2 separate regions of the Homo sapiens genome follow, and region 2 is linked to region 1. A link is a loop called in an ENCODE intact Hi-C map of the cell type or tissue named here. Cell type or tissue: Caco-2. All regions are shown on one strand. Links, peaks and the distances in the headings refer to the core of each region. The heading gives the core; the rest is flanking DNA.

Evidence for each region. Peaks named below come from ENCODE experiments on the same cell type or tissue, not always from the same donor. Only the 100,000 strongest peaks of a DNase experiment are listed, where the experiment ranks them.
Region 2: a loop joins it to region 1, with 9 times the contacts of the local background. A loop is called at or near these places in 6 of 110 quality-filtered maps.

Annotation. Positions count from the first base shown.
Region 1 is chr2:15,942,524-15,945,023 of GRCh38, forward strand. MYCN (MYCN proto-oncogene, bHLH transcription factor) reads left to right here. Exons shown (of 3, transcript NM_005378.6): 2 at 1-331. Among named protein-coding and RNA genes, the nearest start is that of MYCNOS, 2.1 kb to the left of the region's middle. In Caco-2, for the core only: a CTCF peak has its summit at 944 (motif pointing right); a DNase peak (open chromatin) is centred at 1,008; H3K4me3 peaks cover 1,825 bases.
Region 2 is chr2:16,026,771-16,044,197 of GRCh38, forward strand. No RefSeq gene overlaps it. Among named protein-coding and RNA genes, the nearest start is that of GACAT3, 15 kb to the right of the region's middle. RefSeq lists an enhancer at 7,515-8,015. In Caco-2, for the core only: no CTCF peak of the experiment used is centred there; a DNase peak (open chromatin) is centred at 7,481.

The DNA of each region.
Region 1 (2,500 bases), core at 1-2,500:
GCCGCCAGCCCTGCGGGTCGCGGGCACGGCGGGGCTGCGGGAGCCGGCCGCGCCGGGGCCGCCCTGCCCGCCGAGCTCGCCCACCCGGCCGCCGAGTGCGTGGATCCCGCCGTGGTCTTCCCCTTTCCCGTGAACAAGCGCGAGCCAGCGCCCGTGCCCGCAGCCCCGGCCAGTGCCCCGGCGGCGGGCCCTGCGGTCGCCTCGGGGGCGGGTATTGCCGCCCCAGCCGGGGCCCCGGGGGTCGCCCCTCCGCGCCCAGGCGGCCGCCAGACCAGCGGCGGCGACCACAAGGCCCTCAGTACCTCCGGAGAGGACACCCTGAGCGATTCAGGTAAAGACCGAACTCGGGTCCGGCTGCCTCCCTGGGGCACTGGACCCCGGGTCGCGTCCCCTTTGTTAGTGCTCGTATGTCTTGGCCTGGGGAGCATTTTGGAGGCAGTGCTAGGGGCAGAGAGGTCCTGTTTCCCCCAAGTCTCTCCTCGGGGTAAAGAGAAGGGGCTGAGAGAATGCCGTTGCAAAAGGGGTGCTCTCCAATTCTCGCCTTCACTAAAGTTCCTTCCACCCTCTCCTGGGGAGCCCTCCTCTAGGCCATCACGGGCCCTCACCCGGTCCCCCACCTCTCTTTTGCAGCGCAGTCTGAGGAATAAAATTGGAGAAAGTTGGTGGCTAAACCGGGTGGGGGTTTAGGGGGTTGCTGGGTGCACTGCCTGGACAGAAACCTGTTAGCGCAGGGGTGAAAGGGACTCTCTGGCCCAGGTCAGGGGAGGGAAAGACATCCCGAGAAGATTCAAGGGCTGTGCAAAGCCCTGTTTAAGGCGCAGGAACTTATAGGAGGGTTGCACAGATGGCTAGAGCCGATTTTCTATTCTTTTTCTTTTTCTTTTTTTTTTTTTTTCAAATGTCGGTACCTTTCCCTTCCCCCATCCTCGGTGGGTGGTGGGCTATTTGCTCCTGGTGCGTGGCCAGCAGGCGGCGATATGCGAGGCCAGCAGGCGGGCCCGGGATCTGAAAGGCTGGGGGTGGTGGGGGCACCCTCCCTCCCTCCATTCAGCAGCTGGCTGCAAGTGCAACAGCAGTTGTGTACATTCTCAGGGGGCCTCCTCTTTCCAGTGTGCAGTGGAAACTGGCTGTAGTTTTGTCTTCCAGCCTGAATTCCAGGCCTAATTTGAGATGTGAGTTGTATCTGTAACCCAGTGCCCTTGAAGGTGAGGGCAGGCACTCAGCAGCCTCTCCAGGAAGGCTCACATCCTGGGAGGACTCACTGATTAGTTCTATTGTGTTCATTTGTCTGTGTCTTAAGCTGAAGGGAAGAGTTAAAACCAAGCCTTTCCCTGGGGGTCTGGATGAACAGAACTCAACCCAAAGAGTGGCATTGCCTTGTCCTTGGAGCAGGGAGCTGGGACCCCCCTTGGACTTTGAAAACCAGTGTTTTCAGAATGCAGGTGGATAACAAGCCTAAATTTACTTCTGGGCTGAGGAGAGATCTTTGAGGCTCCTGGAAGGAAACTTGGTGATAAGCCTCCAGTTTGAAACGGCTCTGTCCCTTTAATGTCTGTGCCTTGACAGCTTTTGGTGAGGAAGCACTTCCTTCCAACAGCTGTCTTCTTGGCAGAAAACCAAAACATTGGCTTAAAGGGACCCACAGACTGGAACAGCCTCACATTTCGGCTTTAGAACAAATCCCACAATTGTTCAGCTTTCCGGTCCCCTTCAGATCAAGCAGAAGATATGTTTTGATTTTCATGCTTGTATTTTAAACAATAATTTTCTACCCCAGCGTGGTAGTCAATGAGGAGAGAGGGGAAGAATGCGCACATGATGCTACACGTTTCTGTTGTTGCTGTTATTATTGGTGGCTTTGAGGAGAGCTGCTCCCATTTGGGGGTTTATACCAACTGTGGATTATGGCTTTGTCATTAAGATTTGATCTTTGTTAAATGAAAAACTGTTTATTGTATAAAACTCAGGTTTGTGGACGAAAAGTTGTTTTTTTTCTTCAGTTAATTAAATTGTTCCTCAAGTTTGTTTAAGGACTTAAAATCAAACACAACCATGTGTAAACTGCTAAATGAGGCTCCTAAAATGAGAGGCCTCAACTCTTTAAGTGTGGAGCTAGAAATGTAAATAAGTCCACAGGGCAGACTGGTGATTATGATAAAAGCTACCATTTACTGAGCATCTGTCTACTAGGCTCAGCTCTATGCTAAGTCTACATGTTATCTGTCAAAGTGGTATCATCCCCATTTAATAGCTGAGGAAACAGAGGCTTAGAAAGGCTGGGTAACTTGACCAGGGTCATGCAACTAGTCTGCGGTGGAGCCAGGATTCTGTCTGACCCTAAAGGCCAAGTTCTTTATATTTATTTCTACCACCTGCTAAAGTCTTGAATGGAGGCTGAAAGCACAGTTGGGGTATGGGGAAGAAAAATATATATACATACATATATGTATATGTATGTATGTATGTATGGGGGGTTGTTTTGTTTTTGTTTTTGATAAGG
Region 2 (17,427 bases), core at 6,444-8,943, 91 kb after region 1:
GGGAATAGGTATAGTCTAGAGGGATTTCAAGCATTCTTTTTTTCTCTCTCTGTCTTTCCCTGGAAGCAGAGTTGAGTTGGTTGCCTCGGCAAACTCATCTCAGTCATCTTAAAACTGAGCTTTGAATTTCTTTTCCAGCAACTTCCTGGAAGCAGCACGGTTGAAAGAGCCCTTGGCTGGAAGCCCAGCTGACTGGCTTTGTGATCTTGGGCAAGTCACTTAACCTCCAGGAGCCACGGTGCCTTCATCTGCAAAATGAGGAGGTCAGATGGGGTGTTGGCTCCACTCTCTTTTAGCGCTAATGATCCGGCTCCTTAAAGTCAATTGCTTCCTCTGCTCCTATCAAAGAAGTGAGGCAGAGAGAGGTGGGGAGGGGTTGCCTGCTCGGATCAAAGTGTTGCCTCCCAGAGCCCTTGCCTTCAGCCTGTGGGATTTTCTCATCCTGCCTCTTAAAAACTAAAAGGAAGAGAAATGTGACAATTGAAGACCTTTGTGGATTCTGGGGTGGGACTTGATCAATACTTGATCACCTACTCAGAGCCTAAGCATAAGCTCCTCTTTGGGGAACTAGAGAGGATTAGTCAAAAGAAAGAAGAAAGGAATAACAATAATCATAAAGAGACGATTCATTTCCAGCTCTTAAGAAAGTCATATTCTAATTGCTCAGTAAAGCATAACATTATCGAACCCTTACTATGTTCTAAGAAATGAATGTTAGATAAATGTGGTATATCATTTAATTCTCTTTTAAAATGCTAAATACTTTCCTTTTTATCAATTTTCAGGATAGCTTTGTGCTCAAGCAACTTCTAAGATAAACAATGATGTTTAAAAATTTATTATGAACTCAAAGATTTTTATATATTTCACTTTTTTCTTTCTTTCTTTCTTTCTTTTTTCTTTTCTTCTTCTTTTTTTTTTTTTTTGAAATGAAGTCTTTCTCTGTTGCCTAGGCTGGAGTGCAGTGCGCGATCTCGGCTCACTGCAACCTTTGCCTCTTGGGTTCAAGCAATTCTGCTGCCTCAGCCTCCCAAGTAGCTGGGACTACAGGTGCCCACCACCATGTCGGGCTACTTTTTGTATTTTTAGTAGAGACAGGCTTTCGCCATGTTGGCCAGGCTGATCTCAAACTCCTGACCTCAGGTGATATGCTCATCTCCCAAAGTGCTGGGGTTACAGGTGTGAGCCACCGCACCCGGCCTGTATTTCACATTTTAATCCTTTGGTTTCCTTTTTTTTTTTTTTTTTTTGAGACAGAGTCTCACTCTGTTGCCCAGGCTGGAGTGCAGTGGCATGATCTCGGCTCACTGCAACCTCTGCCCTCCGAGTTCAAGCAATTCTCCTGCCTCGGCCTCCCGAGTACCTGGGATTACAGGCACCTGCCAACGGGCCTGGCTAATTTTTTTGTATTTTTAGTAGAGACAGGGTTTCACCATCTTGGCCAGGCTGGTCTTGAACTCCTGACCTTGTGATTCACCTGCCTTTTGGTCAGGGGCAATCCTTCAAATTTGCTCCTATGTCTTTTGACACAGTTTCCTTGTTTTTTGGTACATTACTTCATTCTTACAACAACCCCAAAGAGATAGACACTATTATTATCTGCATTTTACAGATGATGAAATGGAGTACTGCCCAAGGCCACAAGGCCATTAAAGGTGGCTTTGGGATCTGATCGTCACCACTACACCATATAAACGATTTGAAGAGATACATTAACACACACACACACACAAAAGGATTCAGTAAGCGGCACTGAGTGATGTATTCCTTTTGATCAATTCATTGGCTATTTGTTGGCTCCAATCACATGCAAATTTCTAGGTCTCTGTGGAGCTCATGTTCCAGCAAGCATACTTGTGGACATTGGTGCTCAGGATACTGAGTAGGAAAGGAATTCACTGTGGGCTGCGAAAACCTGGGGAGACCCCCGGGATGGGATTGGAGATGGCCTTTGAGGCCTGATTAAGAGCTTGTCAGGGAAGAGGCATTTCAGGCAGAGGATGGCATGAGCAAAGGTTCAGAGGCAGGAACCGGGCTGGCAGAGGAGGTGGCAGAAACCCACCTTGCCTCAACCCTCTCATTTTCCGTAAGTTTGACCCCAAGACGGGGGAGGCTCACGGATCAAGTGTGTTATGCAAATGATGCTTAAATGTCAAAAGAACACTCAAGTTCTCCGTTGTGGGGGAAGTCACGGGTTATGGGAAGATTTGCCCCAAATGGTCTGCAACATTATGCTATAGTTTTTATTGAACTGTTCCCATACAGAATGACAATGATAGTCCATTTTGCATGGGGTTTAGAGTGGTGTGTGTGTATGTCATGGGATCTCCCCAAGGTAGATGCCATATCTGTTGGTCACTGTGTCCTCAGTAATCACCATACAGGTTGGTTCTTAATAATTTTTAAAAATAGAAATAAAAATTCCTTTAAGACATCATAATTGATAATCCCACTATACGTTCCAGAAAATCTGTTGCAAAGAAATAATCAGGACCCAGACAAACATTTATACCAAAAATGTTCATTACAGAAGTATTTGTATGAAAAAAAAAAACAAAACCTAAGGTGAATGCTTAATTACACTATGGTCCATCCTATGCTATTCTAGGTATGATTGCAGTAGAACCGGAACCTGATGTAGATATTAAATAGCATGTTTACAGAGAGGTGTTTTTTTTTGTTGTTGTTGTTTGTTTGTTTTTAAGAACGAGGCTCACTCTGTTGTCCAGGCTTGAGTGCAGTGGCACAATCTCGGTTCACTTTAACCTCTGCCTCCTGGGCTCAAATGATCCTCTCACCTCAGCCTCCCAGGTAGCTGGGACTACAGGAATGCCCCATCATGCCCTACTAATTTTTTTTTTTTTGTAAAGATGGGGTTTCGTCATGTTGCCCAGGCTGGTCTCAAACTCCTGGGCTCAAGCAATCCTCCCGCCTTGGCCTCCCAAAGTGCTGGGATTATAGGCATGAGGCACATGCCTGGCCCTACACAGAGTTTTTCATCATATGAGATATTCTTAGGACATACTGTTAACGCAAAACATTCAGGGTGTGAAATTATAAACACAAAATGACCCCAACTATGTAAAAACAAATGCATATAAAAAGCCTGGCAAGAAATACACCACAAATGTCAGTAAGTGCTTGTCTGTGAGATGCTTGTTATTTTCTTCCTTTTGCTTTTCTCTGCTTTCTAAAATGGGTATGCCTGACTTTTATAATAGGCAGAGCAAAAGTCACGGAAAGGGTGGCTATTGCGCTTCTTTAGATCCTGACTCAACATTTTCACGAGTTAAAAGTAGAATGTTATTTTTGCCACCTAAAACCCAACATGAAAGCCATGAAGGGTGATGAGCGCGCTGGGAAGGGTGGGTGGGTAAAGGTCCCAGCGGAGCCATCCAGGCAGAGGAATGAGGTCACAGAGTTGGCGTGATGAAGGGCTGGGGGGTCCCCACCTTGGTGGTTCCCACCCCTGCTCCTGGGCTACCTGAAAAGGTAGCTGGGCAAATGCTGGGGGAACCTTCAATTTTACGGCAATTAGGGGCACCCGTGGGCTGGGCAATCAGCCGAGGCTCTGATCTGGTTAACCTCGCTGGGGGTCAGGCCGCGCTGACCTCGCAGTGTTCTCACTCCGAAGCCGCAGCTGGGTCAGTGCTCCCATTGTGTGACCGGTCGACATTAACTCCCGGGCCAAAGAACAGGGCCTGCTCCCCACAGCCCTGCCTCCCGCCCAAGTGGGCCAGCTTTGTTCGCTTCCCATTGGCTCCCATTGTGCCTACTCAGGGGGAAAAAGCCTGCGTTCATTTCCTTACTCTAATGGCTCCATCCTCTTCCAGCCCATAAGCATTTTGTCACTGTGACCCCAGAGGTTATTCAGGCCTTTTGATCTTGCCTACCTCCAGCCCAGTTTCCCAGCTGCCCTGCGGACCCACCACCCAGAGGGTGAGCCTATGGGCAGGATTGGGCCCCGGGCATGAGGAGGGGTTACCTAAGCGGGGGCGGTGTTGGGGGGATTGGAGACCAGGGTGGGGTGGGCTCCAGCGGGAGGCATTTCAGTCTTTCTCTCCATCAGAATCTCCTCTCCTCCTGGAAATCAAAGGCCCAGGGCCTGGGGCCTTCTTCCCTCGGGGAAGAGCCAGGAGGAGCTCTCTCTAAGGCCTCCAGCCCTCCATAGCTGCCCAGCGAGCCGGGCCTGTCTGTCTCCCACTCTTGGCCCCGGTGCATTTCCTAGGACTTTCTGTTTGCTTGCTGGACAGTCTTGTTGTCCCTGGATGTTCAGCCCTGCCCCCCTCACTCCGTCTTCCACAAGTTCTCCCCCACACTCCACATTAATGTAACACTGCCCTATCCCTGTAGCACGGGGTCTATGACAACACTTTGGTGGCCAGCTGCCGACAGCCCAGCTACTTCCCCTTACCTTGGGGTCCACTGTGACCGCCAGCTCCTGGGGACAGATGCCTTGCTTTCTGTATTGTTGGAGCCTCCCTCCCCACCCCACAGCCTGGAACAATGAAGGGTAGTGTTCAGTCCCTTTGAGCCAGGAATAGGGTGACTTCGGATGTTTTTAGAAGGAGCTTTATAGACTAGACAGGAATGAATAAGGTTTATGACCCAAATTCTTCTGATAGGCGTCTAAGATGTTGAGAGGTGGTAGAGGTACTGGAAAGGGCTTGGTGAGTTTTTAAAACATGAAAGGATCGATTTATTTGCTCACTTATTTGTACAAACAGGAATGGAACCCCTTCTCTGGATGACTGTTAAATTGCTCTTAGCACTGGGAAAGCAGACGGTAAAAGACTCTAGTCCTGCCCGTGCTGGGTTCGTAGTCTGGTAGTGGTGACAGGTACACAGAGAGGAACTCACGACCCACCAGGAGGTCTCCTGACAGCTCAGCCCTTATGCATGTTTAATTCTACACAGAGGGAGAAGGAGCTGGACCTTAAAGAAAAGGTTAAACTTACTGAGACAGATGTAAAATGTCCACCACACCAAATTTATTAGGCAATATTGTATAGCCTGGGAGAATTAATCTATTTCCTCCAAAGTGAATAATCTCAATTCAAATTCCAATTAATGGCTTTGAGGAAACTACACTGAAGCATCAAACAGCAAATTAAATACAGCCTTTTCTGTTTGCCTCTCGACAGCCGGATGCACTTTATTGACATTTGTCTCTATGCCTCTTCAGGAAATTTGGGCTCGCCCATCGGCAGCCAGCCAGCACTGCCTGTGCTCCGTGCCAGCCCTTCAGGAATCTACCTAGAGTCCCCTCTCCAGCAGGGTGGAGTCTATTATGGGTCGATTAGCTGCTCCTTTTCAGCGCAGATTTAACACTGTCCAAAAGGTAAACTTACGTTTTCTCATTAGTACATTCTCCTTCATTCATTCATTTCCAATCTATAATTAATTCTTTCTCAGTTAATGAGTTATTTTCATTTCTTCATTACACAAGTGCTTTGCTAAGTGCTTGGCACCATGCTAGGTTTAGGAGTTATAAAAATGAATACAGGGTGGTCTCTGCTCTGAAAAAAAATTATTTTAGTGAGGGTCTCTGATGAGGCCACCTGGGAAGTGCTGTGCTGAGGGAGAGAAACATATTAGGGAAACCTTTGGGAGGGGCCTTAACTCTATTTGGGGATAGCCAAGAAGGCAAAAGCTTTGCTGGACAAGACTACACTGAAAGCTTTCCTTTGTATTTTTTGAAAAGTGTTTTAAGAGATGGACTCTTGCTATGTTGCCCAGGCTGGTCTTCAACTGGGCTCCAGTGATCCTCCTGCCTTGCCCTCCCAAAGTGCTGGGATTACAGGTGTACACCACCATGCCTGGCTCCTTGAATGTGTCTTAAAAGTTAAAGAACTATCAGGTGAGGAAAAGGGGAGGGGTGGAGAGTTGTGTTTAAGGTCAGAAGGCAGGTGGATTAATCGGGGAGACCTTGGAAACAGGGAGGAGGTTGGCATAGGAATCCAGGCTGGACCCCAAGTAGGCCCTGGCCCTCGTTTCCGCAGCGCCCCTTCAGGGTGGGGATTGTGCATCCCATCAGTGTGGTTTCTTTTTTTTTTTGGAGACGAAGTCTCGCTCTGTCACCCAGGCTGGAGTGCAGTCGCCCAATCTTGGCTCATTACAACCTCCGCCTCCTGGGTTCTTGCAATCCTCCTGCCTCAGCCTCCCAAGTAGCTGGGACTCCAGGTGCGCACCTCCGTCCTGGGTTAATTTTTTGCATTTTTAATAGAGACTGGGCTTCGCCATGTTGGCCAGGCTGGTCTTGAACTCCTGACCCCAGGTGATCCACCCGCCTCAGTCTCCCAAAATGCTGGGGTTACAGGCGTGAGCCTCCGTGCCCAGCCCCATCAGCATGGCCTCTGCTGGAACATCCCACTGTGTCCTGGGCATGGGCCGCAGTTTGACCATGACCTCCTGATAGACTGCAGCTCTGGACACCAGATTTGCCCATACCACTCTTTAGCAGGACCTACCTTTGTCCCTCATAAACTCCCTAGCAGCATGGGGAAGCTCCACCATCCTCCAGAATGGTTTGCCTGGTCTGTGCAAGTAGCTTTCTTTCTTTCTGTTTTTAGTTTTTGGAGATGGAGTTTCACTCTGTGGCCCAGGCTGGAGTGCAATGGCGCCATCTTGGCTCACTGCAACCCCCACCTCCCGGGTTCAAGCGATTCTCCTGCTTCAGCCTCCTGAGTAGCTGGGATTACAGGCGTGCACCACCACATCCAGCTAATTTTTGTATTTTTAGTAGAGACAGGGTTTTACCATGTTGGCCAGGCTGGTCTCGAACGGCTGACCTCAGGTGATCCAGCTGCCTTGGCCTCCCAAAATGCTGGGATTACAGGCGTGAGCCACCTCACCCGGCCGCAAGTAGCTTTCTAGAACACTCACTGCCTCTGGACAGTCCTACATTTAGTTGAGCGGCGTCTTCTCCCCCACCCCACTCCCCGGATATGTGGACAGATGCCGCCGAATGCACTGTCTGGATGTGAGGCAGAAATATAATTATTTTCCTTTCTCATAAGGAAAAGCTAATTACTAGAAGGAATCCTAGCATAATTACACAGTTAGGCTTAGCGTCTTGGTACACATTGCTTCCTGGCAAAGACGTCCAGTTACCTTATAGCCATTTGTTGGAGGCAGGGGCGGCCATTTCTGATTCTCTCCTGCTCCCCTACCCCATTGTCTGCCCCTCACTGATGACCCCTTGGGGTGGGTAAACTGAGTCAGATGCCCAGGTAACAGGACCAGGGAGCAGTGCCTACAGCCGTCGGCTCCTCACTGTCCCTTGTAGGGGAGTTACCAGGCCACTCACACAGAGGGGAGAGCTGGTGCTCAGGGAGCCTGTGCCACTCGCTCGGGATCTCTCCTCTCCCTGTAGGAATTGAAGCTGGGATTGGAACCTGGGTCTCTCTGGCTGGAAAGCTTCCCCCTTTCTCCATGACAGCCTCGCCATGGGATGTTTGACTTAGCTGTCACAGTGCCCCATGTGGACGGCCAGGGAAGGAATGAGGAATGTGCTTCTCAGTGGGCCGGGCCAGGTAGGGGGAATATTTGCAGTGTGGTTGAGCTCCTACTGGCATGCCCTGGCAGAGAGGGTGGGATCCCAGGTGTGGTCCTGGGGGGTGGAGGGCAGCAGTGCCCAGCCCAGAGGGGGTGAGTGTGTCTCATCAGGGGTGCTTCCATCCCTGGGGGCCCACCCCATCCCAACACAGACAGGGAGGCAGCGCTCTACAGAGGAGGGCCAGCTGGCTTTAAAGTCTGTGGTTTTCTCCACAAGGAGAGATGGGCCAGGAGACAGTATGAGGATGTTCCAGGCAGAAGAAAGAGAAGAGCAAAGAATTGAGCAAAGGCCAAATACTGGAAGTGGGTCAAACTGGCAGGGGTGGAGTGGAGATGGAGGGTTTGGGGGGAAGTGGGGTGGAGGGGAGTGTTTTGTTGAGTGAGTGGTGACTACTGGCCCGGATCACATGGCACCACTGTGAGTTCTCATCTGGAAGGGGTGGAGCTGACTGCAAAGGTTCCTTCCTATTTGACACTCTGTAAGTCAATATTTAAAATATGCTTAAATAGTTAGAATGCTGTTTGGACACATTGATCAAGGATGTTAAACTATTCATACCCTTTGACTTAGTAATTCAACTTCAGGAAATCTTTCTGAAGAAAATAGACATATAAACAAGGATGTTTGTTACAGCATTGTTTATAACAGGGAAAAATTGGGAATAACCTAAAGATCCAGCACGAGGGGATTCACTGCGTAAACTCTATTACATCCTGACAACAGGTTTTCAGACAGTAGTTGAAAGGATGTTTGTGAAGACTTTATAAAAACAAATGGAAATGGTTATATCATAATACTATGGGGGAGAGACACCAAGAGGTCAAATGATGCATTTAGTCACAATGGTGAACACACACAGTCTCATAGAGCAACAGACATGGAACTAGCATACGGAAAAGCTAGAAAGAAGTATTAATGGTATTTGTCTTTGGTTGATGAAACTACAGGGAATTTAAAAACTATTTTACTTTGCTAATAAAAAGGACAAACTTGGCTTGCCAGGGTGGCTCACACTCATAATCCCAGCACTTCGGGAGGCTGAGGAGAGCGGATCGAAGAGTTCAAGACCAGCCCGGGCAACATGGTGAAACCCTGTGTCTACAAAAAATACAAAAATTAGTCGGGTGTGGTGATGTGCATTTGTAGTCCCAGCTACTCGAGAGGCTAAGGTGGGAGGATCGCTTGAGCCCAGGAGGCAGAGGCTGCAGTGAGCTGTAATTGTGTCACTGCACTCCAGCCTGGGTGATGGAGTGAGACCCTGTCTCAAAAGAAAAAAAGAAAAGATAAACTGTATTAATATGTTAAAAAAAGTTAAAACACAAAATAGGAGCAACAAAAACAGGACAAAAACTCTAGGACAAGGGCTGGACAATTCTCATTCCTCTCTGGCAGCTGCAGACTATGACTGGTCCATGCCTTGGCAGGAGACAGCCTCAGGCCATAGAAGAGACCTTGGAAACAGACAACCATGTAAGGAAGCTTTGGAGGTGGGGGTGATGGGGGACCTCAGACCGAAAGGCAGGTTTCTTAGTGAGTTCAACTCCCCTGAGGCTCTGACTGGAGCCGTCAGGTCGCACTGAATCTCAGGGGTCTGTCAGCACCTGCAGTGCCTGAGCTGACATGGAGAAAGTTGTGAGTCTATCTAGGGTTTTGCAAAATGTTAAAATGGCCTAATTTCTGTCTTTAAACTTCTTAGGACACAGTGGGAGGCCAAGTGGTTTGACGGTCGAGTTTAGACTGTAAGCTCAGAGAATCAGGCCCAAATCCTGCTTCTACTTCTTATTCCTCCTAAATTCTTGGGTTTTGTCTGTCAAAGAGGGAATTATAACCCAGGCTCCAAAGAGGTAGGCACAGGAATTTAAAGGAGGTCTTGTCTGCAAAGTGCCTGAAACAGAGGAGGGCTCAGCACCCGGTAGCTCACGTTTGCAGTACTCTTCTTAGCTAACAGGTAACCTGACTTCACTGCTTCTTTCTTTGTTGGTGAGAGGCGTTTTCCTGGTTGTGAGCAGTGGCTGTGACCATCCAGTTTTAAATTGGCCAGTTTGGTTAATGACATGGCCTAGCAGGCAGTCCTCATTGTGTGATGAGCACTAAATTAGTCCCACAAAGGAAATTGCTTTACTGATGTCCTGTACTGGTACCAATGAGAATCTTCTTCTCTCCCCAGGATAAAGCAGGTGGCCAATTGCTCCACGCTGCCGAAGGGTTTTACATGTCTGAGACCTGGAGGCAAAGCTGGCTTTTACAGGGGCTGGCTTGGCTCCTGGGGAGGTGAGCTTGTGTGCCCTTCTGACATGTCTTCCACCTGCTTGGCACCAGTTTAGTGAACACCTTTAGGTTCCATGGCTATGAGCAAAATCTTCCCATTGTTGCTAAATGGAGATTTCACAAAGGTTGATGACACGTATTTTCTGACCAAATGGTTCAGGGAAACCCTGAGAGCTCCAAGATGACCGAATAAGCTAGGGGCTTAGATGGCTAGGATTTTTGGGGTTGCAGGGGAGACTATGTTGTCTAGAAAGGCCTGCTAATTGATGCCTGCTATTCCACCATGCCAGCCCCAACTCTGCAGAGCCTTGAAGGCACTTAGGTCTCAGGTCTCTTTTTCCAAGGTAGACCATCTTGGGAAGGTCACGTCCTATACCATTACTGGTAGCTGTCATTAGGTCAGGTTAATAGGAATTAGTAAGGATAGAGTGCTGGCTAGGTCCTGAGAAGCATGGCCAGGCAAAAGTCAAACCAGACAGGAGAACAGCAGTGGAGACAACACAGACCAGCCCTCTCTGATCCCCTGGGATTTAGATTCCATCTGTTTTTAAGTGTAGTTTGAAGTTAAGCCTAAAGCATGATAATGATTAAGGTAGGAGAGAATCTAGGGAACCATCTTGCATGGGGGTGGGATGGGTATGGGATGGTGTCAGGGAGATAGTGAGTGACATTGGTGCATGATGCACAGGCAGGGGACATCGAGGGCTTGGCTGTTCAACTAGGACCTGAGGGGTGGCCGAGATGACCCTCCAGAGTCACTTTCAAGCCCAAATATTTGCCTTCCATTCTTAATGCAGCAGAGAAGTTCCTTCTGATTTGTTGATCTCTGGTTGATACCCGAGCATTGGGGTTGTCATGGAGTCAGGATCGACTGAGGAAAGTGAATTGGGAGCTGCCACAAAATCGGATTCATGCCCACATGGCTATTCATACATTTCATACATTCACATTAAATGCTGTCATGTGAGGACTCCTAACGTCCCTGTGCCTGGACTGTAAGTAGGAAAAGGACCATAGCATGTCTGGGCCATACTTTTTCAGATGGGGAGAGTGAGGTCCAGAGGGGAAGTGACTTCCCCACTGTGAGTCACAGAAATAATTCACCCCAGTCACCAGGCCCCTGTTTTCTTGGTTTCTAGACCCTCTATCTCCTTTTTGTGCCCTGAGTCTTGGATCACTCCCCCCAGGCAGGGCTCTTAGGCGTTTCCTGCCTCATGTGTACAATTGTGAGGATTTATTGTAGCTGGGATTTTGTTTCAAGCCTTTAATATGATTAGCAAACATCAAATATCAAAAGCTTATCTAGTAAACACCTCCCGTCCATGCCATGGATGTTATGGTCAGCTCTGGATTGAAGTCGAGTCACATTTCAAAACAGATGCAATTTCAAGAGGCCAGAGCGAGGCCGCCGCATCTGCTGGCTGTGATCTTTCGTGTGCAGTAAATGGCATTGTTGGAGAGCTGGGCTGTAAAACTCAGCCTGGTCAGCAGGACCTGCTCACAATGCAGGGAGCTTTCCGGGGGATTTTAAAAATGCAGTCGAGCACTCCGAGCCTGGTGGGCAGTCTGCCGGGGCAAGAACAAGCCGTCTGTTCAAGACTGGGATGTTCAAATCAAATATTTGTAATCTTTGACCAAAATTTAAGTGATACTCTTAGGAACCAGTGGGGTTTCCAGGAATGACTCTGTCAGGGGAGGAGGGAGGGAGATGGTGAGCGTTTGTAAAAGAAGACTATGGTGCCTCCCAAATCTCACAGTTTAAGCCAACAGAAGCACACTTCCATCCTTTTCCTAGACACGAGATTAAAAAAAAATTCTTTGTTCTATTTGTGAGTAAAAGTGCTGGAGGAATCTAAGGTCTGCTCAGTGGTGTTTCCCTTGGGTCCGTGGATATTGTGGCGAAGTGCAGTGCGTCTTGTTGGACATATCAAGACCAGAGGCTGGGCTCTGTCCCAGTGCCACTGAGCACTCCAGCTCTTCTTCACGGATGCTGGGTGTATTTATGTGAGCACATGTGTGTGAGAGAGCAGGAGAGTGGGTGAGTACATGGACTTCCGAAGGATTCCGATCGGTGCAGCTCAGCCCCTACCATGTCCAGGCCACTTTGCCCTTCCTGCTATTCCCATGGGAGGCAGGAGACACCCTATCTGGAGGACTAATGTTTCCCCAAGTACCACAGCCCATGGAGTTCAGTGACCCGTTCCAGCTGTTTCTGGCGGCAGCGCTGAAGCTGTCGGCAGCCCGGCGGGTGGCAGGGTGGGTTACACCGTGGAAAATGCCTTCCTAATGGGGCAACAGCTGCCACCGGCAAGAGCTCCAGGAATTGGTGTAATGAGAGAAATTGTTCTCTGCTGCTGGGTATGGCTGATTTCACCCATAAAGGAAGATTTGCTGCTTCCAACAGGGGAGGCACTCTCTTGTTTAGATTCCTGTAAGTCGATGAGGAGTGAGCTGTAGCCATGAGAAAGTCACCAAGGACTCTTGCAAGAACATGGGGCTTTGCTCTGTATTCTAGCTGGGGGTGAACTGGCCCAAGCTTGATACCATCTGCAGTGTACCGTGTTGCTGAAGTTCAAAGTCACCTGGGTTTCTCAAGGTGAATCCCAATCTAGGTGCTGCATCTGGGAGGGGGCAAGAGCAGAGTGAGAGGGCAGGGATCATTCTCACAGGACTGGAGGGTGGGACTGGAAGGGATTTCCACCTGCCTGCCACAGCCAGTGGCTCAGGGTGTTGACATTGCCACACTGACCATTGCTAAAGTCCAGTGAGGCTTCCCTCACTCCCTTCCTCCCTCCCTTCCTTCCTTCCTTCCTTCCTCCCTCCTCCCTGTCTCCCTCCCTCCTCCCTGTCTCCCTCCCTCCTCCCTGTCTTCCTCTCTCTCTCCTTCCTTTCTTTCTTCCATCCCTTCCCTTCCCTTCCCTTCCCTTTCCTTTCCTTTTCTTTCTTTCTTTCTTTCTTTCTTTCTTTCTTTTTCTTTCTTTCTCTTCCTTTCTCTTTCTTTCTTTCTTCCTTCCTTCCTTCCTTCCTTCCTTCCTTCCTTCTTTCCTTCCTTCCTTCCTTCCTTCCTTTTTAAACTTTTATTAAAGTTATTCAGGCACACTATTTAAAACTTCCCCAAGGCTTCTTGTGAAAAGCAGCAGTTTCCCCCACCCTCTTTCTTCTTGTTTCCTTTTCCCCAGAGGCAGTGACTTTTAACTCTCCTGGTTGAATCTTGTTATTTTCTTCCTCCCCTTTCAGCAACATATTGTTTCTTGATGTGACAGCTTTAGGAACAATCTGTACACTTTGCACCATGGAAGATGAACATTTAGCTTCTTTTATATCGGTCCCTGTCTCAATACCACTGGCGCCAGCGCCAGTGCCTGATCCTGAACTAGTTTTGCTACTTCTCAGACCCGGCTTCATCATGAAGGTCGGCGTTAGGGTTACTGATTATTTCCTTTTCTGCCCAGGTCTGTTTAACTGGTGGACACCAATCACCTTTCTGTTGCCTGTAGTGCTTTCCCACTGATAGAATTCCCAGTTCACCTACTACAACTAAATGACTCAGAAAAGTGTCCAGAGAGCTGGAGATGCAAGTGGGAGGAGGGGGTCCCTAGTCGTGCTCAAAGCACCTACTTTTCTTGCTAACTCTAAAGGAAGGAAAGCAAGGGCTTTCACTCTGTTCAACTCTGGACTCTGGGTTTGGGAGCATGATTTTTTTTTTTTAATTAAAAAAATGTGCCCATTACAGTAAATTTCTATTGATGTAAACATTGCAGTTCTCCTGACAATGGCCCTCACATCACAACTCTGGGCAGGGAAGAGCAAAGGGGCTCAAGCAATAGAATGGAGCCCAGACACTCGCAGCCAAGTGAGGATAAAACTATTTCTCAGTGAATGTGGAAAATGTGGAGTTAGGAGCTAAAATTACCCACGAAAAGGCTGACTGGTGCATGCAGACCCCAAAGCAATGCGATGTATTCCATAAGGCAGGGAATTCTTGGAAAACCTGTGTGTTGGTAAAGTGTGTCTTTCTCCACCTTTCTACCCCTGCAATACTGTGTGATAGAGAAACCTAGTTGAGATTAGAAATGCACTTTTCTCAGGGCTCAGGAGACCCAGGAGAGGTGGGCAGGGGACACATAAATAATAGAGGAGATATGGCAAATGCATTAGAAGTGAGCCATCTGTCCCTGCTGCAGAACTGAGCCGTGAAAATGTGATTCAACCACAAGCTCTCAGAACAGGGAAGGACCAGTTTACATTTATGACAGGCCCTGGATGGAGCATCGTGCTTGGCACAAAAGTGGATGCTTGAACCGAATTTGTCTTCAATAAATCAAACAGCTCATTTTGCAAATAAGTAAACTGAAACTCAAAGAATTAAACTGGCATGTCCCGGGTCATGCAGCAGGTTCATGGTGGGGCTAGTAGAGCAGCCCAGATCCCCTGACTCCTCTACTCCCTGCACCTCTTCTATTGATTCATTCAGCACAAACCTGTGCCAGGTACTGTGTAAGATGCTAAGGAGTAAAAACGCAGAAGAGGCTGGGCGTGGTGGCTCACACCTGTAATCCCAGCATTTTGGGAGGCTGAGGTGGGTGGATCATCTGACGTCAGGAGTTTGAGACCAGCCTGGCCAACATGGAGAAACCCCATTTCTACTAAAAATACAAACATTAGTCGGGAATGGTGGCGGATGCCTGTAATCCCAGCTACTTGGGAGGCTGAGGCAGGAGCACTGCTTGAACCTGGGAGGTGAAGGTTGCAGTGAGCTGAGACGGTGCCATTGCACTCTAGCCAGGGTGACAGAGTGAGACTCTGTCTCTAAATAAATAAATAAGTAAAAAGACAGAAGACCAGACTCTGTGTCAGAGGAGCTGAGAGTTTGGCTGGGAGGCCACAAGTAAACAAATAATTACGGAAGTGTGGAATGCTGTGATGGGACGAACTTATGCAAAGGACTTTGGGAAAATGGAGAAGGGGGAATTAATTTAGATTAGGAATCAAGGTGGGGGGGGGCTCCCAGAGGAAGTGATAATTGAATTTGATCATGAAGGATGAATCAACTCAGCCCAAACGAATATGGCCAGACTTCCATTATACGCTCTGTTGACAGAAGATGCCAGGACAGCTGGGAGGAAAGGGTCTGGAGGCAGGGAGATCAGGGAGGAGGCTCTCGTACTTCTCCAGGTGAGAGAAGACATCAGCTTGAACCAGCAGGACAGTGGCAGGGAAATGTGAAGAAAGGGAAGATTTGAGAAATACCTTGGTCCAAGAGGTGCATCACCCTGTGGTTGGCTGGAGGAGGGTGGGAGAGGGAGGGCCTAGGCTGACTCCCAGGGTCCTGACCATCCAGGTATTTGCCTGGATGGTGATGCCATTCACTGGAATGGAGGACACAAGAGATGATGAGAGAGGTTTTTGGGGAAAAAGGGTAAGTTCAGGTTTGAGCTCCCAGCATTTGACATAGGTGGACATGGGTGAGAAATCTAAGAAAAATATTCAGCAAGCAGTTGAACTGAAGGCTTTTAAATACAGAAGAGAGAAATTGGAGGTGTAGATGGTTGTCAAAGTCATAGAAAAGGAGTGGTATCCGTCAGGGGCACGTGCAACAACAGAAGAAGCTTGAGGGCAGAACCCCGAGGAACACCAACATGTTGGGGGGGGACACGTAAAGGTGTCTGCAAAGGAGAACCCAGAGACATAGGAGGACCTGCTGTCAAGGAGAGAAAGTTGATTTCAAGAAGGAGGTGATGGTCAATGTGTCTAATGCAGCAGGAAAGTCTAGGAAGGAAAAGACTGGTGAAGCCCATTGGGTCAGGCAATGTGGTGGAGAGTGAACACCAGAATTCGGTAGAGCAGTGCACCTTTGGGAGCCAACTTTCATGTCATACAGACACTCTCTCTGGCCTTGGGATGAACAGAGGATACCAATCTGCAGTCCTAGCTCCTAGAGACCCATGGAAGAGCTGACCTAGCAGGCCAGGGGATGGATTCCAGCCCAAGCTGAGGCCAAGCCAGTTTGACTGATGAGGAAATAGTGTCCATTTCTTCTTCTTGACAACTCTATACCCTGGTGAATGTTTTTTCTCCCCACTCTGACTGGTGTACACATTTATGAGCATCCAGTGCCCAATGTTTGCTGCTCTTTCTAGGTGGAGATTCACCAGAATGAGATATTGCAGAACCAGGATTCAAAGGTAAGGCCCACAGTCCACAGAGTTTTAAATTTTTTTTAAATTAATTAATTAATTAATTAATTTTTTTCAGACAGAGTCTCGCTCTGTCCCCCAGGCTGGAGTGCAGTGGCGTGATCTCAGGCTCACTGCAAGCTCTGCCTCCTGGGTTCACGCCATTCTCCGGCCTCAGCCTCCCCAGTAACTGGGACTACAGGCACCTGCCACCGCGCCCGGTGAATTTTTTGTATTTTTAGTAGAGATGGGGTTTCACCCTGTTAGCCAGGATGGTCTCAATCTCCTGACCTTGTGATCCTCCCGCCTCGGCCTCCCAAAGTGCTGGGATTACAGGCGTGAGCCACCATGCCCGGCCGTTATTTTTAAACTCTCTAACAAGATCTCCTTCCTGATGGGAAGACTGAGCTAAGCAGTTTCATTTCTTCTTTTCTTGAATAAATCCACTGGCAAATCTTGTATGTGTGATCTCTAAACCTTGGGTTAGATGAGGACCTTGCATTTATTCTTTGGATGAGAAAAATAAATGGCAAAGATGGGCCCCAGATAGACATGTGGGGTATGTTATACATATTTCTGCTTGTTTGTGTAATAAGCCATTTAGGAACCAGACAGATAAAGGGTATGTGTATTTTCCACAGATTATTTCCAGATTTTTACTCATTTAATAGTTTCCTATGAGTGTCCATGGTGGGGTGGCTGGAGAGCCAGTTTTGACTTTGACCCAAATGGCGCTTAAACCTTTTCATTAAAATTCTGCTCTTCTAAAAAAAATCAGAGGAGTTTGAATTGTCACGTCAATGAAACAAGACCATTCAAGACTAGAGAAAAGAGACATGGGAATATCCTGTGTGGGGAGAGAGAAAAGCATCACAGGTAGTTGGGATAAGGTAGAATTGCAGGTGAGAACTACCTTTGTTAAGCTTCTTGATCCCAAGGCAAGAAGGAAAACGAGCTGGTTGTATAATTGTCTACATTGAAATTACATAAATACAATCAGCAATGATTTTAGAGATTGTATAATTGTATATTTAGACAAAAGGGCTGGTATGGAGGACAAGGAGCCCCACTGGCTTCAACACTCCCATCTGCCCCCATCCTGGTATAGGGCTTCACGAAAAAGTGTAAGTCACTTTTCTCATTTAGCCACTTCATTTCACAGATGGGGTAACTGAGGCCAAAGAAGTGAATGCATTTGCTCAATGTCATTCAGTTAATTGGTGGGTGAACTGGGACTAAATTCTGAGTCTTCTGCCTGCTTTTCTATCTATAGTCATTTTATGAGTCTTCAAGAAAATCTATTATTTAAGGTTTGATTCTTATTAAATCCACTAAACATTGGCCAATCTCATCATTCAGAGGTAGGTCCTATTAACATTCAGACACACACAAACGCAAACACAATTTATAGGTTATATATCCATT